2 separate regions of the Homo sapiens genome follow, and region 2 is linked to region 1. Evidence: chromatin loops called from intact Hi-C (ENCODE). Cell type or tissue: spleen. All regions are shown on one strand. Links, peaks and the distances in the headings refer to the core of each region. The heading gives the core; the rest is flanking DNA. Region 1 overlaps TTF1 (transcription termination factor 1). Region 2 overlaps SETX (senataxin).

Region 1 (10,052 bases), core at 811-8,810:
GAAATAGACTGGGAAGATCTTGCTAGTGCCATAGGGTAAGACCATTTGTTTAATATTAAACTAATTAAAATATAGAGATGACTTAATAAATACAATAACTCCCTATCATCTTACAGGGCTGATAATGATGCTGCATTTGGAATTTTGTATAAGTGGTGGTTAAAATTCAGTGTATTTGCTAGGAAACCAATTTGTTAGTGCAGAGGAAACTGTAATTTTAGGAGCAGTGTATACGTAAAGGCTCTGAGCTGCTAGGTAGATCAGGTTTTCATGACACTAAATACATCACTAGTTGGATATGTTTTTCATTTTTCTTCCCTTTTTTTAGTGTCACATAGATCATCACGCCTCAGGTGTTTTGTGATTACAGATTTTAGCTAGAGCATAATACCTATGGCCCACCCACCTCCCTCCTATTTCAGTTTTCCAGTGGAAAAATAATCGTGTAAGGAAGTATTACCATACAGTCGAGTTGACCTTGGCAGGCATTGGAGGTGATATTATAGGTACTTTAGTAACAATGAAGTGAATTTTCCCAGTACATACCTTTTATCAATTCCAATTATTGAAAAATCAAAGGCTCAGAATTACTCTTCACCCACCAAATACGAGGTGCCTATATGCCAGGCATTTTTCTAGGCTCTGGGGATACAGCATTGAACAAAAGACAAGTTCCTTGCCTGGTAGAGCATCCATTCTGCTGACACAAATGCCAAGTTTTGTATAGTATAGAATTAACCTAAAAACTACATTGATGATAACGATATCAAACTAATAATAATTATTGACTACCTTCTGTATACCAGGCACAGAGTAGGAACTCACATTTAGTTCTGGGAAGAGACTGTAAACAAATAAGCTCATTTCAGATAGCATGGTACCAAAAAGAAAACAAAAATAGAGTAGAAGGGACGTCGGGGGCAATCAGATAGAGTGGTTAGGGAAGACTATGGAAGCAGAAGCGGTGGCAGGGTAGCCATGCGGGGATGAGACTGAAGATGTTCGGACAGAGAGTAGTGAATGCGGACACCTTGAGCCAGCACTGGCTGGGCACATTCAAGGGACTGGAAAGGGACCAGGTGGCCCAGAACAGTGAGTAAAATGACGGCAGCGATGGGCTGGGTGCGTGTGCAGGCCAGACTCCCACGCCTCAGGGGACTTCAGACAGTTGACAACTCAGCACACGCTCCAGACATCCAGGAGTTCCAGTTACCTTTGTGTACCCAATTTGGAACTTTGTAAACACTAGCAATTCTCTGGTTTTCAGCCCAGCTCTCACTTCAAAATCATCTGGGGAACTTTTAAAAAATACCAGTGCCACGTGAATGGGATTGGTCTGGTGTGGGGTCTGGCTTCGCATGAATGGGATTGGTCTGGTGTGGGGTCTGGCTGTCAGGATTGTTCAGAGCTCCAGGTGACTCAGATGTGTTACCCTGCCGAGACCCCGTGCTTTAGCGCTGGTTAAATGACTTGGTCGGTTCCCAGTTAGAACGTTTTAGTTGTGTGTAACAATTCAAATACAGAACTGAATATCATGCCCCACCCATAAGGAAAAAGGACTTGACTGTTCAGTTTGATTTTGCTGTTTTTCTGGAATAGGTAATAGATTACGTAGTCCAGAATTAAAGAAACGTAGGCTGGGCACGGTGGCTCTTGCCTGTAATCCCAGCACTTTGGGAGGCCAAGGTGGGCAGATCACCTGAGGTCAGGAGTTCAAGACCAGCCTGGCCAACATGGTTCAACTCCGTCTCTACAAAAATACAAAAATTAGCCAGGCATGATGGCAGGTGCCTGTAGTCCCAGCTACTCAGGAGGCTGAGGCAGGAGAATCGCTTGAACCCAGGAGGCGGAGGTTGCAGTAAGCCGAGATCATGCCATTGCACTCCAGCCTGGGCAACAGAGCAAGACTCCATCTCAAAAGAAAAGAAAGAAAGAAAGAAACCTGAAAGGAAACACAGTGAAAAGTGTCCCCTTACCACTCACCAGCCACGCGTAGCCCTACAGGAAACCAGTATCTATTTTCCGTAGATGGTTTATGCAAAATGTCTGCAGGATCTGAGTGATGTTCTGATGGCTAATGTTGGCTATTTATACCTACTCTCTTTTGTTACTGCTTGAATAGGAGTTACCAGAGATTGTCTTTTCAAAGCACCAGCTTTGATTGCGTTGACCCTATCTTGTGATTATTCTAATGTCAGCTCTTTATCACGCCCTCCCTTCAGCTCTCTTTGAGTTTATTTTGCTGCTGTTCTTCAACTTCTTGAGATGGGTTCTTAGCTCATTTTCCATTTTTCTTTCTTTGTAATATACATTTAAGGCCATATGTTTTCTTCTAAGTACTGCTTTATTAGCAATGCCCAATTATTTTTTTCAGAAACTTTATTAGGAAAATTTTAGACAGATACAAAATAAATGAAGCTTCATGTACCCATCACCCCAGTTCAGCAACTGTCAAAATCCAGCCGTCCTTATTAAACATCTACATTCACTCCCTCCAATTACTGTTATCTGTTTTGGTAAATTTTACATACTTTGCAGCCTTAGTACCATTCAAAATTCAAATAATTCTAGTAATTCCATTTCTAGAAATACATTCTACAAAACAACTTCACACATACATGAAATGACTTGTATACAGAGTAACTGACTGCAAAAGGCCTGTTAATAGGGGACTGGCTATATATGTATTTTACCCATATAGTGACATTCTTTATAGCTACAAAAAATCATGAGAAAGCCCCTCGGTGGTGGGGCAAAGAAAGCGCCAAGATACAGTCTTGGGTGAGGAAACACTGCGTGGTTGCAGGGTGGTGTGCCAGCGCCACAGAACAGGAAAGCTGCAATGTGTGTGTTTATTCGAGACTTCCAGTCTCTGTGCTCTGGACCAAATAAATCAGACCAGCCCTCCCTCCAGCCCACCTGCCACCGAAGACACCCAAGAAAGGCAAATGAAATGTATGCAAAGTCTCTTAAAGGCTTCAAAAAGCTAAACAAGTTGCAAGAGTAACAGAAAGAACCCCGCATCCCCTTTACCCATAGTCGCCTCTTCTGAACATTCTGCTACGTTCACTTTATCATCCCTCTCTCCCTCCTCCAAGGGAATACGGTTTTTCCCATAACCATTCAAGAGTTAGTGGCAGATACCACTTCCCAAGCAAGGATGTTATTTTACATAACCATAGTACAATCGAGAATCAGGAAGTTTCACATTGATATAGTACACCCTCTAAAACATAGTCCACATTCAGATTTCACCAGTTGTCCCAGTAATGTCCTTGATAGCATTTTCCCCCTTTAATAATTGTTCCATTTCCTTAGTGTCCTTTTTTTTTTTTTTTTTGAAGACAAGAGTCTTACTCTGTTGCCCAGGCTGGAGTTACAATGGTGTGATCTCAGCTCACTGCACCCTCTGCCTCCCAGGTTCAAGCAATTCTTGTGCCTCAGCCACCTAAATAGCTGGAATTAGAGGCATGCACCACCCTGCCTGGCTAGTTTTTTTTTTAATTAGTTAATTTTTTTTTTTTTGAGACGGATTTTCACTCTTGTTGCCCAGGCTGGAGTGCAACAGCGTGATCTCGGTTCCCTGCAACCTCCACCTTCCGGGTTCAAGCAGTTCTCCTGTCTCAGCCTCTGAATAGCTGGGATTACAGGTACCTGCCACCATACCTGGCTAATTTTTGTATTTTTAATAGAGACAAGGTTTCACCATGTTGGCCAGGCTGGTCTCAAACTCCTTACCTCAAGTGATCCACCCACCTCAGCCTCCCAAATTGCTGAGATTACAGGCGTGAGCCACCACACCTGACTTTTTTTTTTTTTTTTTTTTTTTGTATTTTTAGTAGAGATGGGGTTTTGCCATGTTGCCCAGGCTATGCTTGAACTCCTGGCCTTAATCCCTCTCAAAGTGCTGGGATTACAGACGTGAGCCACCATGCCCGGCCTTCCTTACTGTCTTTTAATCTATGAAGATCGTCCATCTTTGCTGTTGATGGTAGTGAAATTTTGGAGGAATACAGGCTAGGTGTTTTGTAGAATGTCCGCAGTTGGCACTTGTCTGGTATTTCCTCTTGAGGAGATTCAGGCTGTGTCCTTCGGGCAGGAGTACAGCATATTCCTGATGTTTGCTATCACTGCATTACGTCACAAGGTACATAATTCTCGTTTTGACTTTTTTTTATTATTTAGCTAAGGCAGCATCTGCCTCTTTTCCCCACTGTATAAAAATACTGGTTCTTCCTTTGGTGGTAAGAAATGGCTGTGGGAAGACATTTTAAGACTATATAAAGATCCTGTTCCTCTTTAAGCTTCTGTCAGTTTCCTTGTGGTTTTCATTTGCATTTCTCATGTGAGAAGTGAGATTGAACATGGCTCTTGTGTTTATAAGCTGTCTCTCTTTCCCTTCACTGTGAGCCTTCACTGCACATAGCTCTTGCATTTTAATCAGTTCCTGCGATTGGAGGGCCCACCACTCTCGATATCTCAACTTACTGCTTGCTACGCAAGGGAGAGCTGGGCTGCAGAGCACAGGCCCTCTACGTGTTGCCGAGCATCATGGGGCTCGGGGATCAGTGACTTTCAGATGCAGGGATGTTGAGGGATTGTTTGGCCTTTGGTTTTGGAAGGTAGACAGTGGGGTGAGGCTGCTGCAGCCTGGCTGACTTCCAGAAGTGTGGCTACTGGTGTGAGGTCGCCATTGGTCCATTAGGAAAGATTTTGTTTTGTTTCTAGTCAATATTCTGCGGAACCATTAGGGAGGGTTTAAACTGGTTCTGGTGGTTAGTTATTTATGGTTTGGGATTATAACCAAACAAGAAAGGACAATCCGTCTCTTCCTTCTTGAATGTGGAGAATTGGAAATTCTTAGTCCAGGCCCTGCCAGGACTCACAGATACATGCCGTGGTCCCAAAGTCTTTTCTTTTCTAGCTCATCTGAGGGGCAGGGTGCCCACTCTTCAGCATCATAGGCCCCAAGCAGGGAGGGTGCCAGGTGCTTTGAAGGAGGTGACGCTGATGTGCACCCCACCAGCTCCCATCTTGAGAACGACTTACATTGACAAAGCCCTTTATAATGTCAAACCACTTTTTAAAAATTCAACTTTTCGGCCGGGCGTGGTGATTCACGCCTGTAATCCCAGCACTTTGGGAGGCCAAGGCGGGTGGATTGCTTGAGGTCAGGAGTTTGAGACCAACCTGCCCAACATGGTGAAACCCCATCTCTACTAAAATACAAAAATTAGCTGGGCGTGGTAGCAGGTACCTGTAATCCCAGCTACTGGGGAGGCTGAGGCAGAATTGCTTGAACCCAGGAGGAGGAGGTTGCAGTGAGCCGAGATTGCGTCACTGCACTCCAGCCTGGGCCACAGAGCCAGACTCCATCTCAAAAAAAAAAAAAATTCAGCTTTTCCATTAAATTTGTGTATGCTTTGTGACATTTCTTCAGATCACATGATTTTTAAAACTAAAATGGGTTTTTATGGTTTTAAATAAAATTACATGTTTAAAAACTGATTATTAAGCTGCACGTGGTGACACATGCCTGTTGTCCCAGCTACTCTGGAGGCTGAAGTGGGAGGATCGCTTGAGCCTGGGAGCCAGAAGTTGCAGTGACCCGAGATCACGCCACTGCATTCCAGCCTGGGTGACAGAGTGAGACCCTGTCTCAAGAAAATAAATTAAATAAAAATAAATAAAAGGGCCCCACAAAATCCAGGTAGGGGGTAACTGATGAACTGATTACCTATTTCAGATTTACGAATCTCAAAACTCTAAGATAGAGATTATGGCATCTAGTCAAATACTATTTGAAATACTACGTACTCTCAAAGTTTTAATAACAAAATGGTAAAAATTATATTGAAGGTTCAGTCTCCTCAGATTCTTAAAGACTTTGTGAATTATATAGGCAGGATTTAAGGATAGCATCTCCACCTAATGAGGTGTAACACTTGCTTGGTTTTAAAACGTCCAGATCAGTTCTTGTTGCTTCCTGAAGCATGGGCTTGGGTCTGCAGCATGTTGGGCGCACAGCATTATGGGAAGGGAAAAGGCACAGGCTGCCGTAGAGCTGGGGTTTCAGAGTGAGACAGATTTGGCATAGAGTCCAGGGACTCCACTTAAAGTCTGTGGGCAGTTGTTCCCTATTTGTCTGAGCCTTTGTTTCCTCATCTGCATTATGGTTTAATAGGCTGTCAGGAAGGCTAAAGGAGATAATGGGCCAGGTGCAGTGGCTCATGCCTGTAGTCCCAGCACTTTGGGAGGCCAAAGCAGGTGGGTCACCTGAAGTCAGGAGTTCAAGACCAGTCTGGCCAGCATGGTGAAGCCCTATCTTTACTAAAAATACAAAAATACAAAAATTTAGCTGGGCGTGGTGGTGGGCACCTGTAATCCCAGCTACTCAGGAGGCTGAGCCAGGAGAACAACCTGAACCTTGGAGGCAGAAGTTGCAGTGAACTGAGAATGTGCCTCTGCACTCCAGCCTGGGTGACAGAGCGAGACTCCATCCAAAAAAAAAAAAGAAGATAATGCGAGAAAGAGACATTGTCTGGTACCTGGCACATACGTCCTCAGCTAGTGGTTGCTGTGATGAAGAGGTCGGAAGAATCTGATCATCTTTTACCTCTACATACTTAGCAGATCAAATTCTTCATGCTAATCATTTTAACAACTGGATTAGTTAATTGTTTTTTAATGTTCCCCTTTTATTAGGAAAAAGTGCCCAAAAAGTTTAGTGGTTTTTTACTTTAAAATACAATTTAAGAATAATTTCTGACCCACTTATTGTAAATTGAAATGTTTTGTAAATTGAAAACGTACCAAAACCTCATAAGCATCTGCTCTTTTTAGCTTTGTGAAATAAACATCAGGGAACATCTGTCTTTGAATTGTGACCAATATGTATGTGTCCTGAGTGTAATGGTTAAGAGGGTAGGATCTGGAGTCACACTACTTGATGAAGTCCCAGCTCTATCCCTGATTAGCCATGTGAGCTTGGGCAACTTCTCTGTGCCTCAGTTTCCTCGTCTCTCCAGCACGAGGGAGAGAGTGGTAACTCCCTCCTTGAGTTGTCGTGAGGATTATTTATTGCTGCAGTTAAGGTGCTTAGGGCAGGGCTGAGCACAAGGTAAGCATCAGCCCGTTAGCCGGCATTATACTTTGCCTTCTATACTTTGCCTTCTCGACTAGTGATACAAGTTATCTTAATTTAAATAGAATCCATTCTGTACTACTGATTCTTTTTCCCCTTTACATTTTTTTAAACCAAATAAACAATAGCTTTCCATATTCCACAAAAATTGTGTCATATTTGTATCACACATGTATGATGATCTTATGTTTACGATAAAAAAAACTATAAACCTCACCTGAATAAATGTACTTACTACACTGTATTGAAATGATAGATTTTTAAACTAACTTGCTTTTTATCTTTTCTTTCCTTTTCTAAAGTGATGTTCCTCCATCTTACGTTCAAACTAAATTTTCTAGGCTGAAAGCTGTCTATGTTCCATTTTGGCAGAAAAAGACTTTTCCAGGTTAGTATTCTTAATATTTATATGGCTAAGAACATGGCATTTGGTGCCACATGCTGGTAATGAAAGTCACCTAGGCAGGTGACTGGACTTAGAGCCTCAGCTTCATCAGCTGCAAAATGGTGGAAACAGGCAGATTATAATCCCTATCTGACAGGACTTCCAGAAGTCCTAAATGAAGCATGAACGTGTAGGGTGTGGTCATCCCGGTGCTTGACACTTAGCGACCACTCTGTAAATAACTGAGTCCTGCTGGTGTTGCCATCACACACACACACTCGTGCACACAGCACATGCACACATGACATGCCCGTGCACCACACCACATGCAAGCACTCACACACACCACATGCACTCACACCACATGCACTCACACACACCACATGCATGCACTCACACACGTATGCACTCACACCACATGCACTCACACCAACCACATGCACTCACACCACATGCACTCACACCACATGCATTCACACACCACATGCACTCACACCACATGCATTCACACACCACATGCACTCACACCACATGCACTCACACCCACCACATGCACTCACATCACATGCATTCACACACACCACATGCACTCACACACACCACATGCACTCACACCACATGCATTCACACACCACATGCACTCACACCACATGCACTCACACCACATGCATGCACTCACACACACCACATGCATTCACACGCACCACATGCACTCACACCACATGAATTCACACACACACCACATGCACTCACACACACCACATGCACTCACCACATGCATTCACACACCACATGCACTCACACACACCACATGCACTCACACCACATGCATGCACTCACACACCACATGCATTCACACGCACATGCACTCACACCACATGCATTCACACACACCACATGCACTCACACACACCACATGCACTCACACACACCACATGCATGCACTCACACACACCACATGCACTCACACCACATGCACTCACACACACCACATGCACTCACACACCACATGCATTCACACACACACCACATGCACTCACACCACATGCATTCACACGCACCACATGCACTCACACCACATGCATGCACTCACACACACCACATGCACTCACACCACATGCATTCACACGCACCACATGCACTCACACACACATGCACTCACACCACATGCACTCACACACACCACATGCATGCACTCACACCACATGCATTCACACACACCACATGCATTCACACACACCACATGCACTCACACCACATGCACACACACCACATGCACTCACACACACCACATGCATTCACACGCACCACATGCACTCACACCACATGCACTCACACACACATGCACTCACACACACCACATGCACTCACACCACATGCATTCACACACCACATGCACTCACACACACCACATGCATTCACACGCACCACATGCACTCACACCACATGCATTCACACACACACCACATGCACTCACACACACCACATGCACTCACCACATGCATTCACACACACACCACATGCACTCACACTACATGCATGCACTCACACCACATGCATGCACTCACACACACCACATGCATTCACACACACCACATGCACTCACACACACCACATGCATGCACTCACACCACATGCATGCACTCACACACACCACATGCACTCACACCACATGCACTCACACACACCACATGCACTCACACACACCACATGCACTCACACCACATGCATTCACACACACACCACATGCACTCACACCACATGCATTCACATGCACCACATGCACTCACACCACACGCATGCACTCACACACACCACATGCACTCACACCACATGCACTCACACCACATGCATGCACTCACACCACATGCATGCACTCACACACCACATGCATGCACTCACCACATGCATGCACTCACACACACCACATGCATGTACACACATACACAGAAGCATACACATATTCCAGAAAGAATAAAAGACACCCAGTTCCTTCTTTGTAGCCATTTGTGGGTGGTTTAGATATGTAAGTCCCAAACTCAGATCATCAGAGCCATGTGAGGAACTTGTTAAAAACACAAATTTCTGGCCAGATGCAGTGGCTTATGTGTGTAATCCCAACACTTTGTAAGACGAGGAGTTCAAGACCATCCTGGGCAACATAAGAGAGACCCTCCCACACACACACACCTATCTCTACAAAAAATACAAAAAGTGTCCAGGCATGGTGGTGCTTGTCTGTGTTCCCAGCTACTTGGGAGGCTGAGGTGGGAGGGGGAGGCTGAGGTGGGAGGATTGCTTGATCCTGGGAGTTCCAGGCTTCAGTGAGTGTGATCGCACCACTGCACTTCAGCTGGGGTGACAGAGCGAGACCCTATCTCAAAAAAAAAAAAAAAAAAGGATACAGATTTCTGGGCCTCATTTCAGACCTACGTACCAATTCCTAGTCTCTAGACCGAGTCCAGAACCTGGATTTTCACTAACGAGCTTGCAGGCCTGTGCTCTCTCATGCAGTCTGCACGG
Region 2 (10,052 bases), core at 515-8,514, 57 kb after region 1:
TGACTGTATCTAACATTGAGAGTTTCTATTCAAGGAAAGATACAGGAGTTCAGAAAGGAGATGGTTTCATACACAATCTTTCTTTAGACCCTAGTGGTGTTCTGGATGATAAGAATGGAGAACAAAAATCTCAAAACAATGTATTGCCAAAAGAGAAACAATTAAAGAATGAAGAATTAGTTATTTTCTCTTTCCATGAAAACAATTGTAAAATACAGGAATTTCATGTTGATGGTAAAGAATTGATCCCTTTTACAGAAATGACCAATGCTTCAGAGAAGAAATCATCTCCCTTTAAAGATCTTATGACTGTACCTGAATCAAGAGATGAGGAGATGAGTAATAGTACCAGTGTGATTTATTCTAACTTGACAAGAGAACAGGCCCCTGACATCAGTCCTAAATCTGACACCTTAACGGATTCTCAGATAGACAGAGACCTTCACAAATTATCTTTACTAGCTCAAGCCAGTGTTATTACGTTCCCATCCGATTCACCTCAGAACTCATCGCAGCTGCAAAGGAAAGTAAAAGAAGATAAAAGATGTTTCACAGCTAACCAAAATAATGTTGGAGATACCTCCCGTGGACAGGTTATTATTATTTCAGATTCTGATGATGATGATGATGAAAGAATCCTGAGTCTTGAGAAACTCACTAAACAGGACAAAATATGCCTTGAGAGGGAACATCCAGAGCAGCACGTTTCAACAGTTAATAGTAAGGAGGAAAAGAATCCAGTAAAGGAAGAAAAGACAGAGACTCTTTTTCAGTTTGAGGAATCTGATTCTCAGTGTTTTGAGTTTGAAAGTTCATCTGAAGTGTTTTCAGTTTGGCAAGATCATCCAGACGATAATAATTCAGTTCAAGATGGTGAGAAAAAATGTTTGGCTCCTATAGCCAATACTACAAATGGTCAGGGTTGTACAGATTATGTATCTGAAGTTGTTAAAAAAGGAGCAGAGGGCATTGAAGAACACACAAGACCACGGAGTATTTCTGTTGAAGAATTTTGTGAAATTGAAGTAAAAAAGCCTAAGAGAAAACGATCTGAAAAACCAATGGCTGAAGATCCTGTGAGGCCTTCATCTTCTGTCAGAAATGAGGGCCAGTCTGATACTAATAAGAGAGATCTTGTGGGAAATGATTTTAAAAGTATTGATAGAAGGACTTCAACTCCCAATTCACGTATTCAGAGAGCCACTACGGTTTCACAAAAGAAGTCTTCAAAGCTTTGTACTTGTACAGAACCCATCAGGAAAGTTCCAGTTTCTAAGACCCCTAAGAAAACTCATTCAGATGCCAAAAAAGGACAGAATAGAAGTTCAAATTACCTAAGTTGTAGAACAACTCCTGCTATAGTGCCGCCAAAGAAATTTCGTCAGTGTCCTGAGCCAACTTCAACAGCTGAGAAACTTGGCCTGAAAAAGGGTCCTCGTAAGGCATATGAGTTGTCCCAGCGGTCTTTGGATTATGTAGCTCAATTACGTGATCATGGCAAAACTGTTGGAGTAGTTGATACCCGAAAAAAGACTAAATTAATTTCTCCTCAGAACCTGTCTGTCAGAAATAATAAGAAACTTCTGACTAGTCAAGAACTTCAGATGCAAAGGCAGATCAGACCCAAATCACAAAAAAATAGACGAAGACTTTCTGATTGTGAAAGTACAGATGTTAAAAGAGCAGGGTCACATACAGCACAGAATTCTGACATATTTGTACCAGAATCTGATAGGTCAGATTATAATTGTACAGGAGGAACTGAGGTACTTGCCAACAGTAACAGAAAACAGTTAATAAAATGCATGCCTTCTGAACCAGAAACCATAAAAGCAAAACATGGGTCTCCAGCAACTGATGATGCTTGCCCTTTGAACCAGTGTGATTCTGTAGTGTTAAATGGAACAGTACCAACAAATGAAGTAATTGTCTCCACTTCAGAAGACCCTCTGGGTGGAGGTGATCCAACAGCACGTCATATAGAGATGGCAGCTTTGAAAGAAGGAGAGCCTGACTCCAGCAGTGATGCAGAGGAAGATAACTTATTTTTAACCCAAAATGATCCTGAAGATATGGATTTATGTTCACAAATGGAGAATGACAATTATAAACTCATTGAACTAATTCATGGAAAAGATACAGTTGAGGTTGAAGAAGATTCTGTAAGTCGGCCTCAGTTGGAATCTTTGAGTGGCACAAAGTGTAAGTACAAAGATTGTCTTGAAACCACAAAAAACCAGGGTGAATACTGCCCAAAACACTCTGAAGTGAAAGCAGCAGATGAAGATGTATTTCGTAAACCTGGCTTGCCTCCTCCTGCATCTAAACCTTTGAGACCTACCACTAAGATTTTTAGCTCAAAGAGTACTTCACGAATTGCTGGTCTTTCTAAATCTTTGGAAACTTCTTCAGCACTTTCACCGTCTCTAAAAAATAAGTCAAAGGGGATACAGTCGATTTTGAAAGTACCACAGCCAGTTCCCCTCATAGCTCAGAAGCCAGTTGGTGAAATGAAGAATTCGTGCAATGTTCTTCATCCTCAGTCTCCGAATAATTCCAACAGGCAAGGTTGCAAAGTTCCATTTGGTGAAAGCAAATATTTTCCATCTTCCTCTCCAGTAAACATTCTTTTGTCATCACAGTCTGTCTCTGACACCTTCGTTAAAGAGGTCTTAAAATGGAAATATGAAATGTTTTTGAACTTTGGTCAGTGTGGGCCCCCTGCAAGTCTTTGTCAGTCCATCTCAAGACCTGTGCCTGTCAGATTTCACAATTATGGAGATTATTTTAATGTTTTTTTCCCTTTGATGGTATTGAATACTTTTGAAACAGTAAGTATGTGTTTCATTTGTATGCCTCTCCAAACTTTTCAAGTTACCTCTTTACCTTGCTGAGTGAAAATGAGAGTATAGTTCAAAAAATCAGCCAGGCGTGGTTGCGGGCACCTGTAATCCCAGCTACTCGGGAGGCTGAGGCAGAGAATTGCTTAAACCCAGGAGGCGGAGGTTGCAGTGAGCCGAGGTCGCGCCACTGCACTCCAACCTGGGCGGCAGAGTGAGACTCTGTCTCAAAAGAAAAAACAAAAAAAAGTATAGTTAAATTAAAATTGACCGTTTCGATTTAGATACTGGTTTTAGATTTCATGTTGAACAGACATTTGTGCCAGCCACTGTTTTAGATACTGGCAATACAGAGGAAACACTTTTTTTTTTTTTTTTTTTTAGGTGGAGTTTTGCTCTTGCTGCCCAGGCTGGAGTGCAATGGTGCGATCTTTGCTCACTGCAACCTTCTGCCTCCCAGGTTCAAGTGATTCTCCTGCCTCAGCCTCCCAAGTAGCTGAGATTACAGGCCTGCGCCACCAGGCCTCACTAATTTTGTATTTTTAGTAGAGAAGGGGTTTCACCATGTTGGTCAGGCTGGTCTTGAACTTCTGATTCTGACCTCAGGTGATCCACCAGCCTCGGCCTCCCAAAGTGCTGGGATTACGGGCATGAGCCACTGTGCCTGGCTGGAAACTCTGCTCCTTGGAGCTGATAGACACAACTCAGGGTGCTAATATACCAAGTGCAGAGGTAACACAGAAGGAAATGTTTATTGACGCACGGGTAAAGGAAGACTTCTCAGAGGAGATAGTTTCCCATGTGCATTTGTTTTGTTTTTAAGTAAGAGACCTCTGCTGTAGTTTTCTTGAGGAGGTGGCAAAGGGTGAATTACATTGAACACAAAGTAATGAATCCTAAATTTCCCTACACGTCAGACTTCCCAGTTTCTTTCTTTCTTTTTTCTTTTTTCTTTTTTTTGAGACGAGTCTCGCTCTGTCGCCCAGGCTGGAGTGCAGTGGTGCAATCTCGGCTCACTGCAAGCTCTGCCTCCCGGGTTCAGGCTGTTCTCCTGCCTCAGCCTCCCGAGTAGCTGAGACTATAGGCTCTCGCCACCACGGCCGGCTAATTTTTTGTATTTTTAGTAGAGATGGGGTTTCACCATGTTAGCCAGGATGGTCTCAATCTCCTGACCTTGTGATCTGCCCGCCTTGGCCTCCCAAAGTGCTGGGATTACAGGCGTGAGCCACTGCGTCTGGCCGCCAGTTTCTTACTCATCACAGCAGCTGCTCTGTGTAACAGCCTCCCCAACCCCAGCACATCCTATTCTGGTTCTTCTCTCCTCCTTACTCAAGTAGAGTTGACAAACGATAAGATTCCCGTTAAAATTTGAGAAAAACATCAAATAATTCTTTAGTGTAAGCATTCAACTGCGTTTAGAAGGATTTTTGTGTGTGTGTTTTCAAGGCAGGTAAGAAGTGGGAGCAAATTTTTAGTTAATCCTCAAAAGAAACTTTCGTGTATACAGTAATACTCTTAAAACCAACAATGTTGAGGTAAATAGTCATGGTTCATTAGCTTGATAGATATTTGAGTGCCTAGTATGTGCCAAGTGCTCTTACAAGCATGGGAGATAAAGTGGTGAACAAGACAGGTGTGAGGTCTCTGCTCTCTGGAAGTGACCATTTGGGATTGAGATAAGGACTCTAGTATGATCTAGAACAAAGGGGACAGGGCACTTTCTGGAGAGATCAGATAACCTCTATGAGCAGATGATATTTACACTGAGACCCAAGTGACTAGGAGTTAACTGTGGGAAGTATGTTACAGGCAGAGTGGAGTGCAAAGACAGTCTGGTAACAAGATTGGAGTGTTGGGGAAGGAAGTGTAATGTACAAAGGGACAAGTCTACTACAAAAGAAGAGAAGTGAGTTGTTAACACTGTACATGGCAAGATAAATGGCTTTTATAAAGCTTGAGTGAACGTATCTTCATCAATGTACTTTATGTTAAATCTTTTGATCAATTCGTACCTCAAATTTTAGCCATTTTTGAGAGTTGCTTTATTATTTTTTTTTCCTAAGGTACTTTTGTTTTAGCAGGAGTTGCTTTATTTTCGCTGGAAAGCACTAAATTGCTTAGAAGCCATTCATAACCCTATGAAGGGTAGACACTTACTTTCATTTCCTGAGTTAAAAGATATTTATTAAGATTTATTTCCTTCAGGACATTTTTGTAGTCTCAGCTTTTTAAAAACAGAATGAGCACAAGTTCCATTTGTACATATACAGAGTTTAAAATAGTCAAAGATTTCTATCTGGCCCATTATAAAGAACATCAGGCACCCCTCATCCCCTCAAGTAACTATTTTCTATTCTTAATGAGTCCTTTGGAAATTTCTTTCCATTTTTATCTTTTTTTTTTCTTTTTTGGAGACAGGGTCTCACTCCTGTCCCCCAGGCTGGAGTACAGTGGCACAATTATGGCTCACTGCAGCCTCAACCTCTTGGCCTCTGGTAGTCCTTCCACCACAGCCTCTTGAATAACTGGGACTACAGGCTCACACCATAATGTCCAGCTAATTTTTGTATTTTTAGTAGAGGCAGAGTTTTTCCCATGTTGCCTAGGCTGGTCTCAAACTACTGGGCTCAAGTGATCCACCTGCCTTTGCCTCTCAAAGTGCTACGATTACAGGCGTGAGCCATCCCGCCTGGCCTTCCTTCCATATTTCTGAATAACATGTCCATATTGTAACTCCTTGATTTTTCAGTTTTAGGCGTTTCTGTTTCCTGCTTCAGGAACTACCCCCATTTCCAGCCCAACCCTTGCACACACTCTTCCTGTTCCCTCACCCTCATTATGGGATTGTCTTGAAATTTTTAGATCCATTTTTGTTATTTTGACTATGTGAAAGATATCTTCAGCTAAGCCATGTAGTATGCTGTAATTGCCTTTCCATTTCCTTCCAAACTCTGTGTTTTCCTTGGATTTATTGTTTTATATGTTTATTTAATTTTCTACTTATCACTAAATTAATGCCAGGATGTCTTTTCTTGAATGTTTAAATCGCTCATGATCAGGTACGTTAGTTAATCTATAAATTTGTTCTGTGTGTGGTGCATGATGATATTCCTGAAATAGTAGTCCTTATCCTTGGGTTGGGTCTGTATCTCCTCCACCCCCGTCATCTTTCTTGGTTACTCATGTTAGCGAGGCCTGTCCTTCAGGCTTCCAGAGAAGAGGATATATGAGAGGTACATTTTTGAAATCTTGCATGTCTTAGAATTTCTTTAATCTTCTCATTTTCTTTAATTTTTTCTATCTTTCATCTCATTTTCTTTTTGTTATCCTTTCTTGGAGGCCACCTCAACTTTTCTCCTAAGTCCGTTGAATCCTTTTTAGCGTATTTTTAGTTTCCTGGAACTCTTGTTCTCTGAATAGTCCTTTATTCTATTTCATGGATGTGGTATTTTTTATTAGCTAAAGTTTATGATAATTTTAAAGTTAGCTAAAAGTTTTTCTCTTTTTGCATGGTTCGTGTTTCCCCAGTTGGTTTTTCCTGTTCATTTTAGTGTTTATAGTCCTTTCTGTTAATTCCTTTTTTCAGGTGGTAATGATTTCTGGTGGTCTACTCACATTTAAGAACAGGAAACTAAAGAGTAGATTGGAACATTATTCATGGTAGCCAAAAAGTGGAAACAACCCAAATGTGTGTCAGTTGATGAATGGATAAACAGGTCTGTTCATACAATGAATGGAATATTATTCAGCCATAAAAAGAAGTGAAGATCTGTGTTCACTAATGAACCTTGAAAACATTGTGCTAAGTGAAATAAGTCAGGGACAGAAGGTCACATATTATATGATTCCGTTCATATGTATTGTCCAGAATAGGCAAATCTGTAGAGACAGAAAGATGAGTAGTAGTCAGGGGAAGGAAGGAGGGGGGAATTGGGATTGCTGATAGGTACAGTGTTTCTTTTGGGGTGATGGAAATGGTGCGGAATTAGGTAGTGGTGATGGTTGCACAGCATAGTAAATAAAACCATAGTACTAAAAACCACTGAGACGTACACTTTAAAATGGTGAGTTTTATGTTGTATGAAATACCGTCTCCATTTAAAAAATATTACTTTAAAAAGAGAATAAATTTGATTAGCAATAGGTTAAAAAAGATGCCTAGGAAAACATGAAATCTTCAGATACTTTTACAAAAACGAGCCTCTTTATGGTTGCACTCTGGAAGGCAAACGTGATCTGAAGGGCGCCATAGCAGGGTAAAACCCAGCATTAGTTTCATTCTTCATGGTAAGGTTTTGTGCTTAGGTGCAGTTATAATCTGTATTTTGTTATATATATAAAAGATGAAAACACCAGAAGCTCTGAGTGAAAGGGTGGGCTTGTTGACCATTGGCACTTCATTAGGAAGCCCCACCCCACCATTATGTCAATCAATGTCTTTTTTTCTTTTTCTTTTTCTTTTTTCTTCAGACGGAGTCTCACTCTGTTGCCCAGGCTGGAGTGCAGTGGCACGATCTCGGCTCACCGCAACCTCTGCCTCTTGGGTTCAAGCATTTCTCCTGTCTCAGCCTCCTGAGTAGCTGGGACTACAGGTGCACACCACCACACCCGGCTAATTTTTGTGGGTTTTTTTTTTTGTAGTTTTTTTTTTTTTTTTTTTGAGACAGTATCGCTCTGTTGCCCAGGCTGGAGTGCAGTGGCATGATCTCAGCTCACTGCAAGCTCCGCCTCCTGGGTTCATGCCATTCTCCTGCCTCAGCCTCCCAAGTAGCTGGGACTATAGGTGCCTGCCACCATGCCTGGCTAATTTTTTGTATTTTTTAGTAGAGACGGGGTTTCACCATGTTGGCCAGGATGGTCTCGATCTCCTGACATCTTGATCCACCCACCTCGGCCTTCCAAAGTGCTGGGATTACAGGTGTGAGCTACCGCGCCCAGCCCTAAGTTTTGTGTTTTTAGTAGAGGTGGGGTTTTGCCATATTGGTCAGGCTGGTCTCAAACTCCTGACCTCAGGTGATCCACCCGCCTTGGCCTCCCAAAGTGCTGGGATTACAGGCGTGAGCCACCGCGCCCGGCCTCCCAATGTCTTTAGTCTTTATTTTTCCTGTCAGGTCTCAGTTCCCAAAAAAGAATCGTCACATATTTTACCTGGGAAATGTAGGCGTGGCAGGGAGCTGAGTGTGGGAAGAGGGCTGGGTAGGAGTGGGGGACGGAGGAGAGGTGTTGGAGCATTCAGTGTGTAAACATTTACTACTATCTCATCCTCATCCTTGCTGTCCTCAAGGTCAGAGACTGCTTATCCTCTCTAGAGACAAAATCTCTTGTCATTTTTTGCTGGGACCAGGGAGGAACAGTTGCCCTCCAGCCATCCTTCTAGAGAGAGCTGTTGCTTCCCAGTTGGAGTTCACGTTCTTGGGCTTGCTGAGTTAGTTCCATTCATCCCTCTGCTTTGCAGCTTCCAAAGTGTGGTTACTGTTGTCTCCTCTTCTGTCCTTTTTGTTCTAATTGGTCAATGCTGTTTTTTAAAATCTCTTTGGTGTTTTAGTGGGGTTTCAGGAGGGAAGGAAATGGTGTGTGTTCAATCTACTTTGAAGTTACACCTTTCTTTTTAACCATACGATTTCAACCGTCTTATTTAAGCATTTCTGGTTTATACAGGCCAATAATTATTGGTGGTATTAAGGTGCCTTGTTTAGTTTTTTTTTTTTTTTTTTTTTTTTTGAGTTGGAGTCTCGCTCTGTTGCTCAGGCTGGAGTGCAGTGGTGCGATCTTGGCTCACTGCAAGCTCTGCCTCCCGGGTTCACACCATTTTCCCTCCTCAACCTCCCGAGTAGCTGGGATTACAGGCGCCCGCCATCAGGCGTCCGGCACCACGTCTGGCTAATTTTTGTTTTTGTATTTTTAGTAGCGACGGGGTTTCACTGTGTTAGCCAGGATGGTCTCAATCTTCTGACCTTGTGATCTGCTCGCCTCAGCCTCCCAAAGTGCTGGGATTACAGGCGTGAGCCACTGCGCCCGGCCTAGACTTTTTTTTTGGGGTTACCAAATTTGGTTTATATCCTATTTAGAACCTGAAACATAGATTTAATTATTTGGTTATGTTTTATTGCAAGTGGAATGTAGTGACATTACGTAGAATTATCTCTTACGAAAGACAAATGAGAACAGATTCAACTTTTAGAAATGAGTCTTTTGTATATTGATGTGACGGGAAGAAGAATTTTTTTTTTAATCCTTGTATTTAACACATAAAAGTGTTAATTGGATACATGTGCACTGTTTTGCCAGGGGCCAATTTTTTGCAGTCAGTTGTGGCAAATGCTCTTTTATTTTAAAACTTAGATATGCTTTCTGTTATCTGCAGTCCTCTACTGTTGCCTCTCCTGTGTAGAGGTCATTGTAGGTTGCATGGACAGGGAGCAGGCAGGCAAGGAGTACCCTTAGACACTAACTTAGTACCATTAGGCACTAACTTGGATTCTCAGTGCCCAGTAGGGAGATGGCTCTATTTCTGTGGCTAATTTCAGACAAGATTGGGTGAATTTAGGGTGGTATGGCTATGGATGCTTTGGCTAATTTCAGATTGTAATCAGTTCTGTGAAGGAAACAAATAGGCAGAAATGATGAATTGTTGTGAGTGGCAATATTGGGAGGCTGCTCTTGAGACCTGGCTGACATCCAGAAGAAGAAAGTATTGTTCAGGAGGTGGGGTGGAATGTCAAGAATGTAATGCCATGAGATGGGAACTGAGTCTTAACGAAGAAAGAGATTAGGCTGGTATGGCCGAAGTGAAGTAGCTGATAAGGGGTAAAGAGAAATGAAATAAGATTGGAGAAATGAGAGCCAGATACAGCGCTGTAAGCTGCAGGTTGATATTTCATTCTCAGTTCAGTGAGAAGGTACTGAAAGATTTTTATTTGGTTGGTCATTTAGACTGGGGGAATAGTAATAGTAACCAGTTTACGTTTTTTACACACCATTTGCTGTTGCTGTGGAGAGTAATCTTTAGAAAGGTAAGCATAAATGCAGTTGACCAGTCAAGGGGCTACTATAGTAGCCCAGGAGAAAGGTGATGGTGGCTTGATTTGGGTGGGAGCTGTAGAAATGGAGAGGAATTCAATATATTGGGGGTAAATTTTGGAGAGAGTACTTAGAAGACTTGGTGATAGAACTGATGTGGGAGTTAAGAAGGGAGGATGATTCTGAAGTTTT

What was found. Hi-C counts contacts between places; a loop is a spot of excess contacts. Peaks named below come from ENCODE experiments on the same cell type or tissue, not always from the same donor. Only the 100,000 strongest peaks of a DNase experiment are listed, where the experiment ranks them.
Region 2: a loop joins it to region 1, with 8 times the contacts of the local background. A loop is called at or near these places in 4 of 110 quality-filtered maps.

What each region holds. Positions count from the first base shown.
Region 1 is chr9:132,376,539-132,386,590 of GRCh38, reverse strand. It overlaps TTF1 (transcription termination factor 1), which reads left to right. Exons shown (of 11, transcript NM_007344.4): 9 at 1-35; 10 at 7,447-7,532. Among named protein-coding and RNA genes, the nearest start is that of TTF1, 25 kb to the left of the region's middle. RefSeq lists enhancers at 2,704-2,753, 4,171-4,330. In spleen, for the core only: no CTCF peak of the experiment used is centred there; DNase peaks (open chromatin) are centred at 1,980, 2,853 and 4,500; H3K4me3 peaks cover 1,908 bases; H3K27ac peaks cover 5,511 bases.
Region 2 is chr9:132,319,103-132,329,154 of GRCh38, reverse strand. It overlaps SETX (senataxin), which reads left to right. Exons shown (of 26, transcript NM_015046.7): 10 at 1-2,831. Among named protein-coding and RNA genes, the nearest start is that of SETX, 31 kb to the left of the region's middle. In spleen, for the core only: no CTCF peak of the experiment used is centred there; no DNase peak of the experiment used is centred there; H3K27ac peaks cover 1,036 bases.